Regions from separate parts of the Mus musculus genome. Here all the other regions are linked to region 2. A link is a loop called in an ENCODE intact Hi-C map of the cell type or tissue named here. Cell type or tissue: heart. All regions are shown on one strand. Region 1 holds the start of Gm30306 (a long non-coding RNA gene). Region 2 overlaps Kat6a (K(lysine) acetyltransferase 6A). Region 3 overlaps Nkx6-3 (NK6 homeobox 3).

What was found. Hi-C counts contacts between places; a loop is a spot of excess contacts. Peaks named below come from ENCODE experiments on the same cell type or tissue, not always from the same donor. Only the 100,000 strongest peaks of a DNase experiment are listed, where the experiment ranks them.
Region 1: a loop joins it to region 2, with 2.2 times the contacts of the local background. A loop is called at or near these places in 2 of 42 quality-filtered maps.
Region 3: a loop joins it to region 2, with 2.3 times the contacts of the local background. A loop is called at or near these places in 2 of 42 quality-filtered maps.

What each region holds. Positions count from the first base shown.
Region 1 is chr8:23,164,912-23,172,911 of GRCm38, forward strand. Gm30306 (a long non-coding RNA gene) reads right to left here and starts at 4,643. Exons shown (of 3, transcript XR_378803.4): 1 at 4,607-4,643; 2 at 1,902-2,013; 3 at 1-793. It overlaps Gm30247 (a long non-coding RNA gene), which reads left to right and starts at 3,470. Exons shown (of 3, transcript XR_378802.4): 1 at 3,470-3,801; 2 at 4,595-4,761; 3 at 5,308-6,310. It also overlaps a transcript of Gpat4 not described here. In heart, CTCF peaks have their summits at 3,011 and 4,249 (motif pointing left); DNase peaks (open chromatin) are centred at 1,890, 3,010 and 4,210; H3K27ac peaks cover 868 bases; H3K27me3 peaks cover 299 bases.
Region 2 is chr8:22,930,873-22,938,872 of GRCm38, forward strand. Kat6a (K(lysine) acetyltransferase 6A) reads left to right here. Exons shown (of 18, transcript NM_001081149.2): 16 at 1,243-1,842; 17 at 4,608-4,926; 18 at 7,117-8,000. Among named protein-coding and RNA genes, the nearest start is that of Ank1, 40 kb to the right of the region's middle. In heart, no CTCF peak of the experiment used is centred here; DNase peaks (open chromatin) are centred at 1,649, 2,019 and 3,769.
Region 3 is chr8:23,154,826-23,162,825 of GRCm38, forward strand. It overlaps Nkx6-3 (NK6 homeobox 3), which reads left to right. Exons shown (of 3, transcript NM_029002.2): 2 at 1,376-1,545; 3 at 2,757-4,123. The coding sequence ends at 2,990. Among named protein-coding and RNA genes, the nearest start is that of Nkx6-3, 5.6 kb to the left of the region's middle. In heart, a CTCF peak has its summit at 4,012 (motif pointing left); no DNase peak of the experiment used is centred here; H3K4me3 peaks cover 1,616 bases; H3K27ac peaks cover 494 bases; H3K27me3 peaks cover 5,804 bases.

The DNA.
Region 1 (8,000 bases), 230 kb after region 2:
GATGATAACACACTGGAAAGAACCAGCTAGCCAGTGCCCCAGGACACACAGAATGGACAGAGGGGACAAACAGTGACTTTTAAAGCCCAGCTTGACTGAGACATAAAGTTTGTCTATCCCAACACCCTTGGGGTTGTTCTCAAATGGCCTGGATTGAATTCTGTTCCTGTAGCCAGGTGACACGAATACCCAAAGGCAGAGAAAGGCCACAAGGAGGCTGTTGTCCTGTCTGAGGAGGGATAGAGGCAGGCACCAACCTTCCATTGTGATGTGAGGAGGGTCTCACTTCAGAAAACCCACTCTGGCTCCCAGGCTTCAACATGTTGCTTTCTTTTAAAGAAAATTATTTTGAGTGTATGGGCATTTTGCCTGCACGCGAATCTGTGTTCCACGTGTGTCCCTGGTGCCAAGGAGGCCAGAAGAGGGGACTCGGAGCCCCTGAAACTGGAGTTGCTGAGACTCAAATCCAAGTCCTGGAAGAGCAGCAGCTGGTGCTTTTAAACCTTGAGCTGTCCCTTTAGCTCCCTTTTCTCGTACTTGAGACATTGTAGGGATCTGAAGCTGCGTTCTGGAAAAGAGCTTTGAGGTTCTCGTGGGGGTACTGTGTTGGCTGATCCAGTGGCGAGACGCTGCCTGTGTGGGGAAGACCTGTGCCGTAGCTGAGGAGGGAGAGGAAGATGCTTAAGGGACCTCAACTCTGGAAGCACCTGGAGACGCCACACTCCTTCGTCCTGTAGCTTCCTGTTAGTATGTTTTTGCAATTCATAGTAAGTCATTGCAGTTCACCATCAACCTACAAAGAGGAAAGGTGCGTTTGGCTTATAGCTTTGGAGGTCTGGGCCCATGGTTACTTGGTGTCTCTGGGTCACTACTGCTGTGATGAAACACCATGAGCAAAAGCAATTTGGGGAGGAAAGGGTTTGTTTAGCATACATCTTGGCCGACGGAGGGGAACCAAGGCAGGAACTCAAACAAGGCAGGAACCTGAAGGCACAGAGCTCAGAGGCCACAGACAAGTGCAGCTTGCCCCCTCGTTCCTCGGGGTATGCTCAGCCTGCTTTCTTATAGAAGCCAGGGCCGCCCCACCCTCACCCCCCCCCCCCAACCCGGAAGAGGATGGAATGGAAACTACCCGAGGCGGAGGGTGGGGGGGTGTCATTTTTCTATGAAACCCTCCTCATCAGATTTCAAATGGCGCTCAGAGCTGAGTTGCTCTTTCCGGGCCCATGGACATCTTGTACCTGGGTTGGGAGGCACGGCTAGATGCAGGTTCATTGTCCTGCAGAGCGAGGAACTGTGGGAGGGGCTCACAGGGAAGGCCCTGTTCTGTGTGTGGCATCTGGCAAAGGAGGACCACAGGAAGAGTGTCTGACTGGAGCCCTAGAGTCCTGGCCCGTAGGTGACGTCACAGGGTAGTACAGCGCAGTGGCTGTTATGTGGCTTTGATAACCCTGTGGAACAGAGGAGCTGTGGTCTGGATCTGCACCCTCCACGGTCCGTTTGGGAAGTGGTAGAAACTTTAAGAGTGGGGTCTAACGGGAGTTTTAGGTTATTTTGGGGTATGCTCTCCCAGGGTATCTTGGGATGCTGCCCCCCCCCCCCGGCTTCTTGGCCCTCACGAGGGAGCAGCTCTACCCAACTATGTGGTTATGTGGTTTCTACCATCACACCCTGCCTCCTCACCCCAGACTCAAAGCAATGGAATTTGGCAGCTTCCATTCCTTAACCAGCAATTAGGAACCAGAACACTGAACATAGAAAACCTGTTCCCACTGCATGGCCCTTTGAGGCCTCCGTCTCCACGGTCAGCCCAGAAAACAAGTGTACAGAGTCCTCATGGGGCCTCTCCCAGGAGGAAACAAGCACCATTAATCTTGCTAAGGCGAGGGTGGCACACTCACCTGTCCCAGCCAGGGAGCTAGCGTGGGTCAACAGGAAGCCGGTGTTTACTTCCAGCTCTGACGGCTTCCCCTCACCACAGAAAGTCCATGGTGAACTGGGCCAGATGCCAATCTGGTCAAAAAAAAAAAAAAAAAAAAAACTTCAGGCGCCAGCCTGGGTGTGGTAGGAATGGCGATTCTAGGCAGGGGAGAAAACGGAAGTTCTGGCCTCAGGCAAGGTGAGAGGCCACCAGCCACTGCCAATCCCACACAGACAAGGTGTTCTGGACTGATCTCTTAGCTGCCAAGGCGGAAGAGGACATTTACAAAGGAGGTGCTGCTTATTGAGCACCTACGGTGTGCCAAGCATTATATAGGCTCTCAGGAAATCTCTGAGAATCCTACACAACAGGACTCTTCAATAAGGGAAGAGACATTAGGGTACAGCAAAATGCAATGGGTTAGCCTCAGAACATATGCACAGAGAAGGTAGATATGAACCCAGGTCTGCCTCCAAAAAGACAGTTTTTCCTTCCCCTCCAGCGCTCTCTCTCTCTCTCTCTCTCTCTCTCTCTCTCTCTCTCTCTCTCTCTCCACAGACACACAGAGACACACACCACACACACTTACTTCATGCGGGGGTAGGGGGGTTGGAAATCAACTCAGACTTATGAGGTCAAGTGTTAAAAACAAGGGTCCATCAGGGTTCCTGTCCACTCCCCTCACACCCTAGGAATGCCCGGAGGTGGGAGGGTCAGGGAGGGGCTGAGGGAGGGAGGTGCCGGGTGTGTGCATGCCAGCGTGCCCAGGGAAAGCACCCCAACAGGCTGATACAATCTCTCGTTTCCCCTGAGCACAGCGCCAATTAAACACAAGGCAGATGTGAGCAAATAAAACTGAGGCATCCAGAGAGAAAAATCAATATTAGCTTCTATGTCCTAACCCAATCACATAACAATTAATACAGAGCAGGTGGGGCTGCGGGCAGCCACCAGAATGCAGGGCACACTGGGCCTGTCCCTCAGAGGCCTTACATCTCCACGGCACGGCTCATGTCCCAGCCTTTCCAGAAAGGATCTGGGGTCCCTGCTTCTGAAAAAGGCTGCCTGAGGTTTGGCCGAGTCCCCTGTGACAACGGCAGGGGGTGGTGTGGGGTGAAAGTGACTCTCTTGAGGAGTAAGATGGCAGGACCTGGAGGAGGGAAGTGGGTGAGAGACATTCTGGGGTGAGGGAAGCAACAGCAATCCAGACTCCGCAGGCAGGCTAACAATAGTACAAGTGTTCCAGGAAATAATGAAGGACTTGCCCTAACTAAGCGAAAGGAAACCAGACCCAAATGGGGAAACAAAGAGGAAAAGCAAGCGTTTGCATTCTAGAAGTGATGTGGGGGCTCCTAGAGAGAGGGCATCTACGGCTCATGTAACTCAGAGGACACTTAGGCAGTTACTGGGTCATCTTTAAGTGGGGTGATTACAGATGAATCAAGGGTGCACAGGGCACAGTGACGGCAGCAGCGGCAGAATAGCAACCCAGCAAGGGCTTCAGGCCCACTGTGGGATGGGGCTGGGGGTGGGGTGGGGATAGGGCAGTTCGACACAGCTGCCTGCCAAGACAGTTGACCAAGTTCAGCCAGCCTCTGCCCCAGGGAGAAGGCTTCAGCACTGTCAGAAAGACAGTCAAATGTGCGGGTGTCCGCTGGGGGCAGGTGGGCAGAGAAACCCAGCTACTGTGTGTAAACCTGGTAAAGCCAACCCAGGGCAGCCTCACAAACGAAAGTGGAGGGGAGATGCGACCAACCAGGCAATCAAAATGTCCCTCCCTGCTTCTGCTTCTCTCCACGGCGAGCCTGGGCCAGGGTTCCTCCTACACCCCAACTATCCCAGCGTGGACACCCCCCAGAGGAAGGAGTCCTTTCTGAGCGGTAGGTAGTTCTATGGGCCAAGGACTGTTGCATGCCAAAGGGAAAACAAAATTTGTTAGCCGAATATTTTTTTAGACATTTTGCAAGATGCACGGCCTCCCTGACAATTTTTAATGTACTAACTGCCTGGTCCAGTGAGCTGATTAATTGGTGCTGGAGCGATCAATAAAAAACAGAAAATTAAAACAATTTTAAAGTGATTAAGTAGTTTAACACCTGTCTTCCGTCACGTCAGCGCAGGAAGAAAAATAAAGCAGGTGTCGAAGGGGCCTCCTGAAGCAAGAGAAAACAGCTCCTGTCTCAGAGATGACAAATCACAGCTGGCAGATCAATCTGCTGCAGCAAGCCCTTCTCGGGGGCCCAGTACAGAGAGAGAATCGTGCATAAGGAGCAGGGCTAAGCAGGAGGGCTCACGGCTCCAGTTGCCTCCAGGCGCCACCTGCTGCTCATCGGGAAAGAGCCAGCCGCTTGTCTAGGCCCTGGGATGGGTAGGATACAGAGCTTGGGCAGCCGTCTTCCACTGAAACCCAAAGGACCAAGTGGGAAGGTCGGCCCTAGCTACATTGCAGCACATTCTAGACATCCTGACCCGCATCTCTCCCATGCAGGAAGTGGCTCAAATATACTTCAAATGTGGCTGCAGGTCCATGGAGTTAAGGGAAGAAGAGAAATGGTTACAGCTATGCCTAAGGGTCACCAGACCCTCTTCTCTAGAAACTTGTCTCCTCCCTCCCTCCCAAGGGAGATTCCCAATCTCCACTATAGGTCTTCTGTTGTCTCCTGGCATCAACAGGTGGTGAGGTACCTGCCAGGTGATGCCCAAACCTTTGTTCCTGCTTCACTTCCCACGGCTTTTGACCTCACAGGAAGTCATCTGGGAGCAGAGCAGGCTCTAAGACGACTCTTTGCCCCCATTCTCCAACAAGGTCCTCCCGGAATGGAAGGAGCCTGGGAAGTAAGGTGAGTTGGCAAATGGCAGGAAGTTGGCTGTCCCACCTTGAGAGTGGACCGGAGCTGGGTGTGGTGGCACACACCTGGGCTCTTATGCTCTTAGCAGGAACAGTATCCAAGGTCAACCTAGGCTACAAAACAAGACTTACTGTAAAAACAAAAACAACAAAAAAATGGACTTGAATTTTGCACATGAAAATCCCACTCACTCATGCTCTCGAAGGCTATGTTTACGTTTCCTTTGGCTTCCTGGGGTGCACCACTCCATGACACTGGGACTAGGGGGCACAAGCCTGAAGTTCTTAGGAGTCAGGCTTCCCATCCAACCCCCTGTATCCAGGGACAGAAGCCATTGCCCCGAACAGTACTATGATAATACTCAACTTGCTGTTTCCCCCTCAAGGTCCCCTGATGGGAGCTCTGCCCACCCTAGACCAGGACCAGCGCAGCAGCTCCAATAGCTGAGAAAGCCCACAGTAGATAGGAAACATCAGAGGCCACCAGTGTTTTGCTTGTCTGTTTCCTGATAGGGCTTTTGCTATGTGTTCCATGCAGGGCTAGAACTCACCATGTAGATCAAGCGAGACTTGAATTCAGAGAACCGCCTGCCTGTGCCTCCAGCATGCTGGGTGGCGTTCAAGGTGTGCATACCTGGCTCATGGATTTCTTGGCATGCCCCTGTCTTGTCACTGCCCACCACACTAGGTACTGACAGATGGCCAAGAACAAAGGGTCTCCAGCTGTTTTCTTAAAAATTATTTGTGTATGTGTATGTGTGTGTCCTCAGAGTCAGAAAAGAGTGCCAGGGCCCCTAGAGCCGCAGATAAAGGCAGCTGTAACTCGTTCTGTGCGGCTCTGGGAAAAAATACCTGGGATCCTTGGGTAGCAAGTGATCTTAACCACCGAGCCATCTCTCCAGACGCCAGCTATTCTAACGAACGCACTGGCCATCCAGCCTGTCTGCCTTTCTCTAACATCCCCCTGGGTAAGGACTGTGGCTGAGCAGCGCCACAGAGCAACTGGCTTGCTCTCAAACATCACAGTGTTAGCAAACCGTTACACCAATGCACCAAGCCCAGCCTTGCAGTCTGTGGCTGCTGGCTCCGTCTTAGAAGTACTCAGCATGCATTATCTCTGGGCATCCCCTGGCCTGGATGTGTGTGGCTTAGGTGACATCTAAAAGGTCCTATCGCTTGTCTTCAGTCCACTTTAAGGATCTGCTCCAACAGGTGTTTGATCCAGGGCCCACTTAACCCTGGCAAAGGTTGCTCAGTATGTGCCCCCAGGGACATGCCCATGTCCCTCGGTGCCATCCAGAGGCAGGCCAAGCAAGGGACTGAACTGCTCAGAAGCCAACACAAGTTCTTGACTCTGCTGGCCTCCTATTGCTCCCGGCAGGGTAAGCTCACCCTGACTGAGATAAAGTTTCCCTGGGCCCAAGTTCCAAACTCGGCTGTTTTGTTTCTGTTAAAATGCAATTGTTTTTCTCTGGAGTGTTCGGTGACTGCTCCGCGTCAGGAAGATGTATGAAAATCCCCACTTCAATTCGGCATCCCTTTTCTCCCAGACAAACATGGTCGGATTTTAATAAATCAAAGAGCTACAGTGTTTAATAAAAATTTATTGACTTACAAGTGATTATTTATCAAAAGACCATTAATAGCAGGTACTGAAATGATGTGTTACTGGGTGGTGCTGAGAGACTAATAGGAAATCAATGCTACTGGCCGGACAGAATGCATATGAGGGGCCCACCCCCCCCAACAGTGAGCAAAATTTCACCAGCAAAATACACCAGACGCTAGCCCCTGTGCAGTGAAAAGTCCCTCCTTTTTATTTATTGTTTACAAATGAAATAATCAATACTTTTAATCTAGAGGAAAATTTATTAACTTTCCCATCGGAGAGAGACATATTGACTGGGGGAGAGGGGAGTGGGTGCGGTGAGAGACGGATGGCTGGATGGTCATCTCTTAGCCTGTCCAAGAGTCTGTGCGTGAACTGGGATAGCCCAGGCCACACGGGATGTTGCGCCCGGAGAAACTGAGTCTGGCAACTAAGATGTACAGCTGGGGCCAGCAGTGAACAGCAACCCAGACTGTAAATGCTAGAAGGCAGGAGAGTTTATAGACCCAGATCCCCACAAGGCACTTGTCAGTTCAAGATCTAAAAGCCCCTTGCTGTTGTCCTGGCCCACCATCCCTCAAACCGTAAGCTCTCCATCTCTGAAGGGTACCAAAAGGGAGTGGTTCTCACACGGAATTCAGCTCCATCAAAGCTCTACCCGGGGGCCCTGGCCAGGCTGACACCGTCTGGTGGGCCTCCCTCCTCTTTCCAGGGTGGGGGTGCATTTTAGTAGCCCGATTAACGAATTCTTTACCTAGCTGGTAAGAAGTCATCATGTCTGGGTGAAAACTGTGACCTGCAATCCCAACTACCCAGCAGGTTTGGCCCCAGCACAAATCCCCCGGGGTGGGGGCAGTGGTTAGCGTCCCAAGTTGGAGCGAATAGCTCAAAATGGACTTGTTTCAGAACCACACAATTTTAGGGCTCAGAGCTTACATCTGAGCGATGAGCTTTTAGATGAAATCTGAGCTGCTGTAAGAGCTCGGTCAATAAAGCGCTTGCACTGCAAGCATGGAGACCCGAGTTCCAGCCCCTAGGAAGGTGGATTCTACTTTCAGTCACAATGCTGGAGAGGTAGATCGAGGCAGGAGATTCGCTGGCCAATCAGCCTAAGCCAGTGAGAGATTGTGCCTCAAAATCAAGGAGAATGGACCCTGAGACTGTCCTCAGGCCTCCACACCCGCCACACCCACACACACATGTACATGCACACATATACACATGCACACATGTACATGCACACACACTTGCACACATACATACTGAGATATCAGAGGTGCATAAGGTCTCAGAAGTCAATCTGGCCAGAGAGCAGCAGGCTGACAAACTGGAGGGAAGCTCTCTAGTACCCAGGCTGTGCCCGGGAACCTACTTTCTTCTTCCATGGTGCAGAGTTTATATGTAAGACCAACCCTGTACCAATGAGGAGCCTGTGGGAAGCAGCAGAGCAGCTGGACGCGTGCTGAGCAAGGCCCCGGGAACTGCACCCAATTCTTCTCTGCTGCAGCCCAGGTGAGTGGGAGGGGAGCCAGGTCAAAACCAGATTGAAAACTCTACCCAGACCGTGAGTCAAAGCAATAAACCACAAGCATGTGTTAAGGGACACCTGACCCTAGACAATT
Region 2 (8,000 bases):
AGAGAGAGAGAGAGAGAGAGAGAGAGAGAGAGAGAGAGAACTTGTACAGACTCACAAATTTACAAACATGTACATGCACATATTCACACTAGAACTTCAGAGTTTCTTTTAATGATAGACATTTCAGGAAAATTGCTCTTATCTACATTTGTTTTTTAAGGTTTAGACCACTAGGAAACCATTAGTTTTCTGACAGTGTGTTAATGATTACTATTTACCAGGAAGAGTTACATTCTAAGCTATATAGTAATTAAAAACTCTGAATTGAGTTTCAATATGACAGCTGTTAAAATGAAATAAAAGTGCATTTTCCTTAATACAGAGCATTAAAGACATTATAAGCACACATCTGTTTTCACTAGAACACTGGAAATCGCACTGAATGTTTAGATGCCTTCAGAGCGTGAGTGATGGATGATAAGCTGTATCAGTTCCATTATTTTTCTTCAGGTTATACATAACATGTTTGGGATTTCCTTTGACTTTTTTTAAAGTAGCACTTTCATCCTTTATGTCCTCCTCTGATAGGTGAGAGAGGAAAAAAAGTCATCTACTTTATTGTATTTTAATTTAAATTAAACATCCAAAATTTTTTTTAAGATTTCCCATATTTCTTGGATGTCTTCTTCTCCTGGCGCACGTTCCTATAGCCCAGCGGCTCTCAACCTGTGGTCATGACCTCTTCACAGGGTCTTCTAAGACCATGGGAAAACACAGATATTTACACTGTGATTCGTAACAGTAGCACAGTTACACTTATGTAGTAGCTATGAAATAATTTTATGGTTGGGGCTCACCACAACATGAGGAACTGTATTAAAGGGTGGCAACGTTAGGAAGGGTGAAAACCACTGTTATAACCTGTTCTTCCTAGTTTTTCAATTTTTCATTTCTATAAAATGTTATAATCTCATCTACCATCTATAAGATCACAAACACTTACTTTGATATCAAAGATGGCATTTTTTAGTAGTTATGAGCACAAGATAGAGTCAGAGTTCTGAATTTGGGCCTCCGGTTACCTCATTTAGAGACTAGCATCATAATACTTCATTGTATTGTTATGAGAAGTAAACTAATAATTAACTATAAATACATTTTTAAGTGGCCAAAGGGAAAGAGTATTCAGGGTAACTATTAAATACTTAATAATTTTTTTCCAAAGTTCTGTTTTCTTATCTTAACCAAGCAGACTGAAAAAAAATCAATGTTGTTTTTGTTTGTTTTGTTTTCCTTAATTAGGTGGGGAAGTCTGTGTCTCGGGAGAAAAAAGATCAGGAGTCTTCCTCTTTAATAGAAACTGACAAGAAGCCAGAAGTTAAGGAACTAGCCAGTTCTTCACGTTTGAGCAAACAGGCCCTTCCTCGGGACAGTCTTCCTGCAAATAGCCAGCCACCTCGGAGGGGCCGCTGTGGGAGGAAGAACAGAAAGACACAAGAACGCTTTGGTGATAAAGATTCTAAGATGCTTGTGGATGAGACACTATCCGCTTCTCAAGAGCAATATGGAGACTGCGAGGAAAAGTCAGAAACCTCCCAAGAACGGTTCACTGAGATGGAAGAGCAGTTGGCAGCCCCTCAAGTGCAAGCAGACGGGAAACCAGACATCCCCAAGGGGAGGTTCAGTGAGAGCGTTGAGTTGTGGCGAGGACAGCTGAAGAAAAGCCCTGAGACCCTGAAGTGCCGATTGCCAGAAGGAAATGACCGGCTTCCGTGCTGCTACACCGATGGTGACAGGGCTGTCTTTAGGGGCTTCAGCGAGAGCAGTGAGGAGGAGGAAGAGCCAGAGAGTCCCCGGTCAAACTCGCCACCAATTCTCACGAAGCCCACACTGAAAAGAAAGGTGATGCATCTTTGTGTTCGTCCTCTGTAGTTGAGGCTTGCTATGTGGCTTGCTGTGCCGTGCAGTTCTGCAGTAGAGCACACGAGGCTCATGCGCTGTCTCATAAACTCGTGCAGACGCACGAGGGCAAGTAACTAAAGTCCTGGAAAGTGTAGCTCCTGGTACGGTGGCACTGACTGCTTTTTGGCAGACATGTCCCAAGCTGTGGTCTGCATTGCCCAGGCCAGTCACAATGCAGGCTGCCACACTCCAGCCAGGAGAGGAGAGGCAGCTATCTCACCCAGAGCCACGAGGTCATTCCTTTCTGTAGCAGGGGTATTAAAAAGTGCAAGGCTGTTTAAAGGAAGACCTTTAAGAATGTATTTTAGATTTGCACCGTTAATGCAAAGACATAACACAAAATTCTCATAAGCTCCAGACTCTGTGCCTGTGTGAGGCACATTCGTCACAGTTCAACATAGGCGTTACTTAGTACAGACCATGCTTTATTCAGAGTTCTCGTTGGCCTCAGTGGCCTTTCTCTGCTTAGGATCCCACCGAACTTTCCATGTTATGTTAGTTATTCTCTTCTGGGTTGTGAATTTCTCAGACTTTGATTGTCTTTAGTATGACCTTGAAGGTTGTGAGTTCAAGTATTTTATCTGTTATCCATCATTAACTAGAATGAGGTAATGTATTTGAGAGTAAGGCAAAGGAGGCAGAGAAGCAAGCACTAGTCTCATCACATCATCTGGTGGGTATTGTATTGTGTGGCATATGGGAGTCAGGTAGAGGACTCCACTTTGCTGTTGGCCTTGGCCCTCCTGGGTTTCTCTGCTGCTGCTGTTACTTTGTTTCCCCTTTTTCCTGGGGAAGAGGAAAGGCATGAGTGCAGATCGGGCTTAGCCTGGGTGTGGCTACTCACTATAGCAGCAGAGCACCTGCATAGGTTACATAGGTCCCTTCTGCTGTCGCCATTAGAAAGGACCTGGTACTTGAGTTTGTAGCACTGTTTTAAACTTAGCGCCTCCCATCCAGCACTGGCCATGTTTGTTGTGTTGCTCCTGTTTATACTCACAGTATCATCGTCATGGCGAGTTTCTTTTGTTTTAAGTGCTTTCTGATAGTACAAGGTCCTACAAATTTATCTGAAATATTTCTTGCCTCCGCTGCAGAATCAGCCCTTCTCTAAGGAGCAGAGCTATTTTTACTCTAACTTGAAAATTCTCAGTAGATTTTGAAGTAGAGAAAAATTAAAGTGATTAACTCTCCTGTTGATTGCATGATCATAAAGAATGTATCTTTGCAGCCGGGTGTGGTGGCAGAGGCAGGCGGATTTCTGAGTTCGTGGCCAGCCTGGTCTACAAAGTGAGTTCCAGGACAGCCAGGGCTACACAGAGAAACCCTGTCTTGGAAAAACAAAAACAAAAACAAAAACAAAAGAATGTATCTTTGCCATCCTAGGGTTTATTTCTCCAGTTTATGTGGTAAAACAAGTATGCTATTTTCTTGTGTAAAAAACACTAGTATTGGGTGTTAGAGAGATGGGTCAGTGGTTAAGGTACTCACTGCTCTTCCAAAGGTCCTGAGTTCAATTCCTAGCATCCACATGGCAGCTCACCACTGTCTGGTGTGCAGATGAACATGCAGACAAAGTACCCATGTACATAAATACACACATAAATAAAATTTAAAAAGTAATTGTAAATAAAAAAGTAAATGTGTAGAAAACACACAAAAAATATTGTAACAGCCAGTGAACTTGTATGCAAAGTACTTAGACAGTCTTAAAATTTACTGAAGGACGCTCAGGATTATTTTATGGCCTAGATGTATGACCTTGCATAAGTGCTAACCTTTCTAGCCTCTGTACAAGGATGTGATTCAGTCATTCCTGGGCTGTTGTCTCTGTAGCTTGGTGACATCACTGTGTTATGTAAGCTATTAGGTCAGCCCCGTGTCAGTGTGTGCTGTGTGCGCCAAGTCTCAGGCCGTGCTGCTGTTTTCTCTTCTCTGTCAAGTGAATGCATTTCTGCTCTGCGTTTGTGTGCTCTGCTCTAGCTAGTTTCCCCAAATGGCGTGCACATTTATTGATCTGCTAATGCATGGTGATGTATAAGATGGAATGTTTCTATTCCTTTTGCTCTTGAACAGAAGTAGAGGGCGTAGTCTCTGAGGCACTTTAGCATTAGAGCAGGTGGCGCTGTAAAGTGTAAAATGTCGATGAGCTGAGAAGATGCACCAACACCATGTGCTCTCTGGACACTTGCTCTTCATATCAGAGCGGGCCTTAGTGCCCAAAATCTGTGCGGATTTTGTTGTTCCTCCCCCTTCCCCCCCTTCCCCATTCCCCTTCCCCTCCTTCCCCTCCTTCCCCCTTTCCCCCATCCCCCTTCCCCCTTCCCTTTCCTTCCCTTCGCGCGCGCGTGCGTGCGTGAGTGTGTGTAAGAGTACATGTGTATGTGTTGGTGGGCTTGCACTTGGTGGGTGTGTAGAGGTCAGGGGACATTTCTAAGGATTTAGTTCCCCCACTTGTATATGGGATCCAAGGTTGATCCCAGGTTGTCAGGTTGCCCAGTTTGCACAGGAAACTTCACCTGTGGAGCCACCTCACTGACCACACACATCTCTGTGTTCTTAACACTTTGTCTTTACCAGAGTATCTGTTGGCAAACTGCATCTTTGTTTTAAATATGTTAGTTCTGCAAAGCTTTAAAACTTTTATGTTAAAGCAGGGAAAAAAGCTCATTACTATAAATAAAATACCTGCTTTCTTTACTACATAGAAACCGATTCTTCACCGAAGACGAAGAGTCCGCAAGCGGAAACACCACAATAGCAGTGTAGTCACAGAGACCATCTCTGAGACCACGGAGGTGTTAGATGAGCCTTTTGAAGACTCTGACTCTGAGAGACCAATGCCACGACTGGAGCCTACATTTGAGATGGAGGAAGAGGAGGAGGAGGAGGAGGAGGAGAGTGAGCTCTTCCCCAGAGGGTACTTCCATTGCCTGTCCTCACAGGACATCCTTAGGTGTCAGTCCTCCTCCAAGAGGCCGTCTAAAGAGGAAGAGGAGGAGGAGGAGGAGTCAGACGACGCAGATGGTAGGTTTACACACTGTTCCTTAGAGTAGTTTCTGTGTGTCTTTGAAAATAGAGAAGTAATCACTACAGACCCTTCCTTCCCCAAAGGGCTGGGAATGAACACAACTCACTAAGACAGGAAGGGGAAAGGTTGGCCACCTCTGCAGATATGGGGTTTATCTATCCATAGTCACGTCTGCATGTAAACGCGCTTCTTTAACCTGATCTCTTCTTGCTTTGCAGGAAATCTTAATTATTGGAAGGCCTTCCTTTTCACCTAATGTTGCCTAGGTTTTTGTCTGAATCCTCAGTTAAAGGGTGTTGGCATAACTGAGTACTGGATTCTGTGGTCTGCAGCTCGCTGAGTGCCTAGGTTTGGTGCTCAGCAGCTCTGGTAACTGAGTGACTGAGGAGGAGCCACCTGAGCATCCCTGGGGACCTCTGCCCTCTGTTCAGGAACCTTCCTGAACCATGCGTCTGATGGTGTTTACTCGCAGAGTAATCTCTTCCTTCTCGTTGTTTTGTGTTTATCTTGTTTTGTTATTTAAGACTCACTATACAGAGGTCTGACCTGCCTCAGCCTATTTGGTTCTGGGATTATAGGTGTGTACAACCCAGTAACCAGTCGTACATTTCTAATAAGTGACAATGATAACAAAATAAGCTACGTTGTATGGTGTAGCTAACATTCCGTCAATTACTATTAAAATAGACATATTCCCATGTACAGAAGCAGGCTCATTTGAGATGAGCGAGGAAGAAGGCAGGCTTGTTGGGTGCTGTGTCACCTACACCTCCATCATGTTTGTTCTGATGCCTCTGTCAGCCTTTGCATTTTCACAGGCAACTTAGAAGAAATTGTGTTGCCTGGTATTGCTTTGTACTACTTTATTTTATTTTATCTTATTTTATCTTTTGCCTTTTTTGGAAGAGCGTTTTATTTTATTCTCTTAAAATCTTGGCTTCAGACCTAGTACATAGGACCTGTATTTTTCTGACAGAATGTGTAGCTTGATAGTGATGAGCCCTGAGCTCAGACCTAGAATCAAAACCAAAACCTTTGTGGTATGTGTGTGTGCGCGCATGTGTCTATGTGTGTATATACATGTGTGTATATGTATGTTCATGTGTATGTGTGTGAATTTGTGTGCATGTGTGTGTATATTTGTATGTGAGAGAGCATATATGTGTTTGTGCATGAGTATGAGTATACATGGCAGGAGAAGACAGAAGAATTATAAGTGTGTGACACAGTCTGGCTGACCCACTTGCTGTAGCCTCTTAGGTGTTGGAAATCACAGCATACCTCACACAGTTTTCTTATTGTAAGGCTTACTCAATGATGCATGTTTTTAATGTAGTGATGATCATTAAGGTTCTTGCTTTATTTATTATAATAGGTGATGACCCAGTTTTCCTCTTGTTAGATATTGCTGTGTGTCTAGGGACCTGAGACTGTTTTGGTGTGATTGGCACTTGGTGCTGTGCTCTGTCTTGATTCACTTTGTCACAATGGTCTCTCTCCTGTGAGCTCCTATGACCTTGACAGTTCTTACTCAGACTGCTGTTGCCTTTGCTGACTTCCCAGATGTACCACAAACAAACCTTTAATTCTCTCTTCCTCTACATTCATACCCTTCTAAACTTATTAATAACTGAGAATGTATTTAATGCATTGAATTCTACTTTAAAATGATTTAAAGTTTATCTTCTGTGTCTTGCCACAATTAGGAAAAGTAATGCTACTGTTGAATTTATTTCCTCTAAATATAACTTGTCACATTGACCATTTCTTACTTGTTCGGGACTACAGATCAGTGCGTGGTTAAGACTACATACTATGCAGTTGGTCCCATTTAGCACAGTGACTAACAGCTATTCACAGGGGAGGCTTAATTGTGGTCTACAGAATTGCCTTATGATCCTACTTCAAGTAATGATTTTGTGGAAACGAAAGCAAACCAAAGAGGTAACAGAAAGCAAACAGAAGCAGCTGAGGTGTAACTTAAGCGGACACTCCTGCTCCTCTTTACTGCGTCTTCATAGGTGGTAGAATCAAGTTGCCCAGGATTAGCTCACTTCTCTGCCAGGTCACTGTGTTACTTGATGTGCAATCAGTTAGTGTTTTTCCTTAGATTCTTCTGCTGTACATGCTGGTCTCAAAGAAATGCTAGGTCTTGTAACCTCTCTCACTATCTCTTTTCTGTACAGACACTCCTGTCCTAAAGCCAGTATCTCTCTTGCGAAAATGTGATGTGAACAGTGCTTCACTTGAGCCAGATACCTCTACACCTATGAAAAAGAAAAAGGGATGGCCCAAAGGCAAGAGCCGAAAACCTATCCACTGGAAGAAAAGGCCTGGACGGAAACCAGGATTTAAATTGAATCAGGAAATCATAGCTGCTTCTGCACAGGAATGCATAGTTGAGCCCGTAGTCCCCATTAAACCAGGCCGTAAACCCAGAACTCAAGAGAATGAAGAAATTGTTGAGGTAAAGGAGGACTTGCTGGAAGAAAGGAAAGAAGAGATGCACACAGAACCAGATGAGGAGGCCGAAGAGGAAGAGGATACAACCAGCAGTGACATTAGAGCCATGTCCCCATTGGACAGCAGCAACAGCCCTGAGGCAGAACCAAAAGAACCCGAGCCAGAGGAGGAAGACGAGAAGCCTTCGGACGATCAGAGGCAGTCAGAGGAAGAGCCCCAAGAGCTGGAGGAGCAGGAGCAGGAGGAAGAAGATGAAGTGACCACAGAGGCCAACCAGAACGAAGACCATGACGCTGACGATGAGGACGAAGGCCACCTGGATTCGCTAAAGACAAAAGAGCCAGAGGAGCAGCCAGCTAGAGAAGACGACAAGGAGGAGCCTGGCATCCAGGGATCTTTTTTAGCTGCAAACATGCAGGACAGTAGGGAGAATACAAAGGATAAAGATGAGGCTGAACCGGATTCTGAGGAAGACCAGCCTTCCCATGAGGCTTCTGTGGTATCAGAAACCATGCCAGGCTCAGAGGAGGACCATGAGGAAGACTCCAACACTAAGGAAGAGTTAATTGAGCTAAAGGAGGAGGAAGAGATCCCACACAGCGAACTG
Region 3 (8,000 bases), 220 kb after region 2:
GTGCCTGAATGACAGTCACCTTCCTCATCTCTTGGGACCTATAGTTTGGGGTACTATAAGCTCATGCTGTCTCTCCCACACCTCCACCCTACACTCCCCCATCCTGACCCACCCCTCCATCTTGAATGCATACACACACTAGAAAATAGCCAGGAAAAACAGTGGTCAGTTTAACACAAGAGTAAAGAAAAATATCTTTTAGGATAGTGGTTCTACACCTGTGGGTCGTGACCCCTTTGGGGACTGAATGACCCTTTCATGGGGGGGGGGTCACATATCAGAGATCCTGCATGTCAGATATTTCCAATTTGTACCAGTAGCAAATTCACAGTTATGAAGTAGCAGCAAAATAATTTTATGGTTGGAGGGAGGGGGTCACTACAACATGCATCAAAGGGTCGCAGCGTTAGGAAGGCTGAGAACCACTGTATTAGGAGGTCCTTTGCCTCTTCTGAGCTGAAGTCCCCTGCCTATGACACGAGAGCAGAGCACATGAGTTTCAGGGGAACCCAGCACTTGGGTACTCTGCTTACTTTGAGACTCAAGCTCCTTCGTGACTGAGTTGGGGGGTCTCCGGGCTCTCTAGATGACTCTGGTGCTCCAAAACCAGGCTGTATGATAGATTCCAGGAGGTCTGAGGGAGGACGGGCTTCCAGGCTGGCTGCGAGGAATGCAGCACACGGACGAGGAACTGGAGCTAGAAGCCTTCACTTCTGTGCTTTTTCAATGGGCCCGGAAAGCTGGGGGCTCAGAGAAAGGAAGTGGGGAGGAATTCAGAGGCCCCGGAGGTCTGGTTGCCAGCTGGAAGGTATCACCCATGCCTTGGTACATGGCATGCATACACACACCAGAAAATAGCCAAGAAAGCCCAGTGGTCAGTTTAACATGAAAGGAGAGCGAACTGAAGACACTCATCCTAATTTTAGGATAGTAGCTCTCAGCCGCTGGGTCTCGACCCCTTTGGGGATCCAATAGAAAGCATACCACGTCTTGGTGAAAGAAAGAGCATCCTTGTCTTGGTGTCTTAGCACAGAAAAGAAATTCCCATGCATCCCCTGGGTTAGGCAGCATCAGTGGATTATGGGAAAACTAGGAAAGGCACAAGGCCCAGTTAGTTCTAAGGCCTCTATAGCCAGTGCAGCTGCCCTCCAGGGGCCCTGTCCATCCAGATGTGATAGAGGTCACAGTGACTATGACTGTGAATGCCAGAAGTGCTGTTCAACTGACAGGTGCCACCGCATTCCTGGACCTCGGTAGCTCCTAGGTAGGAGAATACATCCCTGTGGAAGATTCAGGACAGGCTGGCACCCCTCCAGGCAGGGTCTTGTCAGGTCTCCACTCACCTTGCTGACCATACTTTCTTCCCTCTGGGCAGCTCCAGACCCCCTGAGTGACACTATCCACAAGAAAAAGCACACCCGCCCTACCTTCACGGGCCACCAGATCTTTGCCCTGGAGAAAACCTTTGAGCAGACCAAGTACTTGGCTGGCCCAGAGCGGGCGAGGCTGGCTTATTCCCTGGGCATGACGGAGTCACAGGTCAAGGTGAGTCTGTGCAGAAAGAGTCTGCCTGGCAGCCTAGCACCTGCCGGGGTAGGAGGCCACTGGGTGAGAGGAAGGTGTGGCTGCCCATCTTACTGTAGAGATTATAATAATTACTAATCACCCCCCACCCCCCGAGAGCGCGCACCATGACAGCCATCTCTACCTAGCCCCATCTGAGAGCCTGTAAACAGTACCGTCATTAAGTCTCACCTTTTCTTGAAGTCAGCATGGTGGCCCATTTTACAGATGAAGAGACAGTGTCAGTTAATCAAGCCTGGTGTTTGGAGTCTTCTGGCCTGCAAGCACAGAGCTGAGATTTGAACGGAGATCTGTGGGACACTCACCAGCTTTAAAATGTCCCAATCTTTAAAATGAAGATAATACACCCCGTTCCCATCCATGCAGAGGAGAGTGGCAGAGATCAGCCACAGACTCCCCGACGAGCTGGTGGCAGCCTCCCTACTTCCACCTCTTCAAGGTCCAGGGACAAGGGTTCCCATTGCCACCCTAGTCTGTCCACACTTTGGATGGGCACACGGGAGAAGAAAGCCATGAGACCTCCCAGAACTGCAACCTCGCTGCCAACATGAAGAAATGAAGAAGTGTGAACAGATTAGGGGGGTTCTGGGGCAAATGCTACCTCAGCAGATAGTTACAGCCACAGAAGGCTGTGGTGTGGAGGTGGAAGGAGCTTAGGTCCGTAGGACACGTTTCTTTGCTTCTTTAGGGCACCACGATCTTCAGCCATCTTAGCGTACATGTTATTTTTCTAGGGGCCAATTATTCACGAGGTTCCTGGAGATGTGTAAAGTTAGCTTATTCATTCATTCATTCATTCATTCACTCCGTTTTTGCGTTTCTTGCCGGAGGTGGACCGGAGGGCCAGGGCATGCTAGGCCCGGGCTCTACCTTACACTGTCCTGAGTCCCAGGGACAATTCTAACCAGTGGCATTTCGGAGGGGTTGGGGGGGGCGCTTTGGTCCAGATGCCTAGACTGCACCCGAGGCAAGGAGGAAGCTGCAGCTCAGGGAGGGTTGTTATAGCACAGGAAAGGGCTGTGGCACGCTTTTATCTAACTTTATTTTATTTCCCCCCCGCGGCTAATGCAAGTGTCAGGCCGCTGCTCTGTGCAGTGGCGCATAGTCTGTACTCTGGGGTAGCGAGGCGGCAGTAACGGAGCCCGCCGCGGCACCCCGGTTGCTCTTTGCAGGTGTGGTTCCAGAACCGCCGGACCAAGTGGAGGAAGAAGAGCGCCCTGGAGCCCTCATCCTCCACACCCCGGGCCCCGGGAGGTGCGAGCGGGGACCGCGCGGCCTCGGAGAACGAGGACGATGAGTACAACAAGCCGCTGGACCCGGACTCGGACGACGAGAAGATCCGCCTGCTGCTGCGCAAGCACCGGGCCGCCTTCTCCGTGCTCAGCCTGGGCGCGCACAGCGTGTGACCCCGGGCTAGCCGCGCCGACCAGCCTTCCCCTCCCCTTTCCGTGCAGTCCGCTGTGGGCAGGGACCAGAGAAGAGGAGTTGGGGGGAGGGGGAGGAAAAGACGAAGGAAGAAGAAAGAAGAAGAGGAGGAGGAAGCGAGAGGGAAGGAAGGGAAGGAGACGAGGGATGGTGAGTGCCCCGAGGGAGAAGATGGCACACCTCTCTGTCATTCCTCCCCTCTGGGCCCCTTGCCCTGTCAGCCCTGCTCTAAAGTGAGCAGGCTTATTTTTTGCAGCAGGGAACCTGGCTATGGAGCGCTCCAGATGCGCTGTTTTCCCCTCTAAGGATCAGCTGGTTAGGGAGTCACACAAAGTACCGCACCTAGTCGTAGGCTGGGACTGCAAAGCAAAAGACGGAGCCTGAAGTCCAGATGTGCTTTCTAATGATCCCACCGCTGGGGGGCGGGTCCTGAAAATAGGAACTCTTCTAACCCTGAGTTTCAGGACCCTGTGACCCCCAACTGCACTTTACTTTCAACGCAGATCCCACTGTACCAAGGAAGACTCTGGGAAAGAGACGAGGGGATGCCAGGCAGAGGGGAAACAGATGAGAAAATCCTAAGGTTTTGTTGTCTCTGGGAGGTACCCACCAAGGCAACCCAGGGCATCCATCAGAGTTTGGGAGCATCTCAGCAGGACAGAGAGAAGGGCTCTGAATGCCACACTCCTCCAATAGGGACACCAGACTGGGCGAACCCTAGGCAGAATAAGGGGTTGGGAGTGCTGCTGGACACCGAGGCTTTTAAAACAAAACTAGAATAAAGATGAAAATCCCAGAAACCGTCCCCGCGGCTCCTGCACTTTTCTAAAGGGAATATTGGCAGTGTTCTCTCCCGTCATGAAGTTGGACTGGAAAGATGGCTCGGCGGTTACTGCTGCTCTTCTGGAAGACTTGGAGCTGGGTTCGCAGCTACAGGCTGCTCACAACGGCCTGTTAACTCCAGCTATAGGTGTTCCGACGCCCTCTTCTGGCCTCCTCAGGTACTGCATGCATGCTCACAGACACACATGCACTCTGTGACTAATAAAAATAAATTCTTTGTAAAATAAATAGATAAATAAATCAGTCTAAAAAAGAAGAAGAAGCAGAAACCATCATCCATAGACCAAATTGTTATCTTCAGTTACCTTCTTTTCTTCCACATCCCAGGTGTTTTGGGGTTAAGGGAAAGGGAACAGGCCTGTTGCTTACCACCATCACAACTTCTTCCCTGACAAGCACCTCAGGGTCTAATGGGTGAGCACAGATTTTGGCCACAGCTCTTGAGTGTGTCATTCCTATTAGAAGGACTTGGGTCCTGTGCCCAGTGATGGGTTTCAGATTAGGAATTCAAGCACACCGAGGTGCACTGTGCTTCTAAGCACGGGACTTATTAGGAGAGCTATTAACACCCTAGAAAGACAGCACAGTGAGAACCCTGAGCAGACTTCAGACCCACGAAGCTAAATCTGAGTCCTTAGATTTCAGGAGATAGAGGGCTCATGTTAGTGGTTCTCAACCTGTGGGTTTCAACTCTTGGGTGTGGGGGTATCAAACAACCCTTTCACAGGGGTCACCTAAGACCATCAGAAAACATAGATAATTGAGTTACGATTCACAACAGTAGCAAAGTTACAGTTAGATGAAATAGCAATGAAAATGATTTTTGTGGTTGGGGGGTCACCACAACACAAGGATCTGTATTTAAGGGGAACAGCATTAGGAAGGTTGAGACCCAGTGTCCCGTGCCACAGAGTTGATAAGTATTCCATAGTTTGTGCTTACAGGCAGGTTGTCTCTGATTCCTAGACAACAGGGGATGGAGCGAGGTTTAGCTCTTTAGTTGATGTATGTTCGTCATACCAAATGCACCAACCTGTAGCCCCTGACAGCTGAGGGTGTTTATAATCATCTTAGGGGGGACATGGGGGATATAGGCACACGGTCAGCTGTGTTGGGGTGCCAGCCATGTCTTCTGCTGCAGCTGGGAGAGCAAAGTGGCTGAACAGTTTTAGTTCCAACCTAGCACTCAGGTGAGGCCAGGTGAGGTTAGGTTAGCTGCCTGCGGTGTCTTGCCAGGTTCAGAATGGTCGTACCTGGATGGTCATAATCCAAACCCGAGACAAATTCTGAGCTTCCATTTCTGGAACCTGACTCTGTGCTCAGACCTTCCTCAGGGTTGACCCTGGAATTCCATAACCCTCCTAAGGGACAAGGGACAGGGAAGCCAGTGGACGGAGCTGCGCCACTCTCTGCACCCTTGGGTGAGCTGCTCCAACTTCCGTGACTCAGTTCACTCATCTGTCAATGGAATAATAATTATGTATGCATACTTTGTAATAAGATTGAACAAGATTAAAATAATGAACATGGCATGAGGGAGCAGGCCTTTAATCCCAGCACTCAAGAGGAAGAGACAGGTGAGGCCAAAGGCAGCCTGGTTGACTTAACAGTTCTAGGCTAGCCAGGCCTCCATCAAAAAGAGAGGCAAACGCTGAGATTCCACATCTGGAAGACAGTTAGACCATGTCAAAGAAAAAAGAAAAAGAAAAGAAATGAAATGAATGTAGCTGGCAGATACCAACAGGAAATACCATTCTTAAACACTGAGAGCCTTGCTTCCAACACATGTCTCCCACAAGATTGCTGGGTAGAAACTTGACTCCCACAGGACTAAGGAGTGAAGCCTTTGGGGAGGTGGTCCGCCCTGGAAAACTCCACCATCATGCACTAGGCTGGTGACCCTTAAAAGGAGTTCACCTCTTTTGGGTCCTTCTGTCTCTTCAAAGTGAGGACACAGTTCGAGTTACTTAGAATCAGAAATGAGTGCTGAACTGGGTGGTACCTTAGACTTAGTCTCCAAGTACTGGAATCACAGGGCTCAGGCTCATAGCAGGATGGATGTGTGAAAGACACAGGCCAGTGTGTGGCTCCCCACTTTGGCAAGTGGTAGCTGGAGCGTTGGGACCAAGTGCATTCATTTTTCTTTAAGGCTGGTACCCTGACTATAGCCTGAGGCTGGAAGACAAGTTCTGTGAGATGGATGGGATCCAGTGAACTGTGCTCTGAGTCCAGAAGGGCATGGGCACTTAATACCACACACCCTACTCTTCCTCTTCCGGTTCACACTAGTGGTCAAGGCTGGGACACATAGCTACTGGTTCCTTTACGTGCCCACACCCCCATGGGCCAGCTGCTGCCTGGGGGTGGGGGGTGGGGCGCGGGGTTCAGGTTCATGTCACTGAAAACTCTCTTGGAACTCTGGACTACAGCATCAACCGAAGCTTGCAGGGGCACCATCTTGGACATGGTGCTTTTATGGAAAGCGTGTGCCAGTAGGAGACCCTCCACTTACCATTTCCCCCCTCAACATTTGGAGTCCACAGGGTTACACCACTCGCCTGGTCCCCACAGGCTTCTGTGCCTGTGCCTGTGGCTCCAGGCTTTGCCTGGCATCAGCGGGTTGCAACAGGGCTTCCAGCTTGCTCCCTGAAATGCTGTGGAGTGGGCGTGGTGGTCTAGGGTGAAGACTCCCGCACCACCAGCAAAGGATGCTTGCATGGGTTCGGTGCCCTTCAGCCAGTCACCTTCCAGCTGCTGCGGATGGCTGGCGTTGCTATCCTCCAGATGAAGATGCTGAGGCAGAAGTGTGCGCCGCGTACTCCGGACACATGAGCTCACATTCATCCTGCTCTCTGAATGTCGTGCTCACCTCCCACTGTATTGCTGGTGAACTCCCGCTGGTATACTCCTGGAGCGTTTGTTAGATATTTGTGATGTACCCTGTGCTTCCCTTATCTTACTTCACTATCAAGATATCCTCAGGGCTGGGTGATTCTTCTCACCTTCTTTAGGACTTATTTGGTAGTGAATAAGAAACCAGAGAAGCCATGCAGTTTGCTGAGCAACCTCCTGCTCAATCCGGGCTGACTCTGGAGCTCCCAATTTTAACTATAATACACAAATAATAATACAATACAATACAATAAAAATAAACAATAAATAAAATAAAACACAATAATAAAAATATAGGAAAAAAAGGAAAATTTAGATTAAAAAAAAACCTTTAAGAATGACATGGTAGCAGACAGCTATTATCTCAGCTCTTGAGAGGCTGAGGCAGGAGAGTATGCACTTGAGACCAACCTAAATTGTGAGTACTGTTCCATCTCTGTCAGGATCGAGGTTCTTGCGCTTGCCAGATGAGAAATTCAGAAGTAACTTTTCTGTGAAGAGTAAGAATACTGTGCACAAAGTAAAGAAGAAACCAATTATGTGACTACCTTTGTGTAATAAAATGTTATCTAAAGTTAAAAAAAAAAAAGGAACAGGCCAAGCTATAGGGTAAGCTATTGTATAAAACAAAACAAATTATAAATTAAAAAAATAATAACAGTTGATGAAAAATCAGGGCTGGGACACAGCTCTGTGCTGGAGGACGTGCACGGCATTCTGCCCTGGGTTCTGTCCTCAGCACCAAAACCAAGTAAATAAAACAAGACTGAAAGAATAACAACACTGCAGGATGGAGAGGACCACCTGAGCATGTGTGTGTGTGTGTGTGTGTGTGTGTGTGTGTGTGTGTGTGTGTGTGTATGTGTGTGTACATGTGTGTGCATGTGAGAATGTGTATGTATGTTATATGTGTGTGCATGTGCGTACGTGTATTTGTGTATGCACGTGTTTGTGTGCACGAGTGGCTCTGCAGTTGGAACTGCTGACATCATCTAGGAACAACCTACCCAGCCTCAAAGGTGCTCTGAATCTCAAAGAAGGAGGACGGAAGGGAATTCTGGGTCTCAGTGCCCTGAGGCATGTCTTAAAGTGACAGAAGGACCCAGAATCAGAGGTGTAAAGTAACACAGTTGATCCTGGCAAGGCTTGTTAGGAGTGTTCAGTGAGCTAATGTCACTCACTGCCCATGGACTGTCATGCCCATCAGGAATAGCCTCTGGGTCTGTACGCACACTATGCTAACCAGTGTCACCACG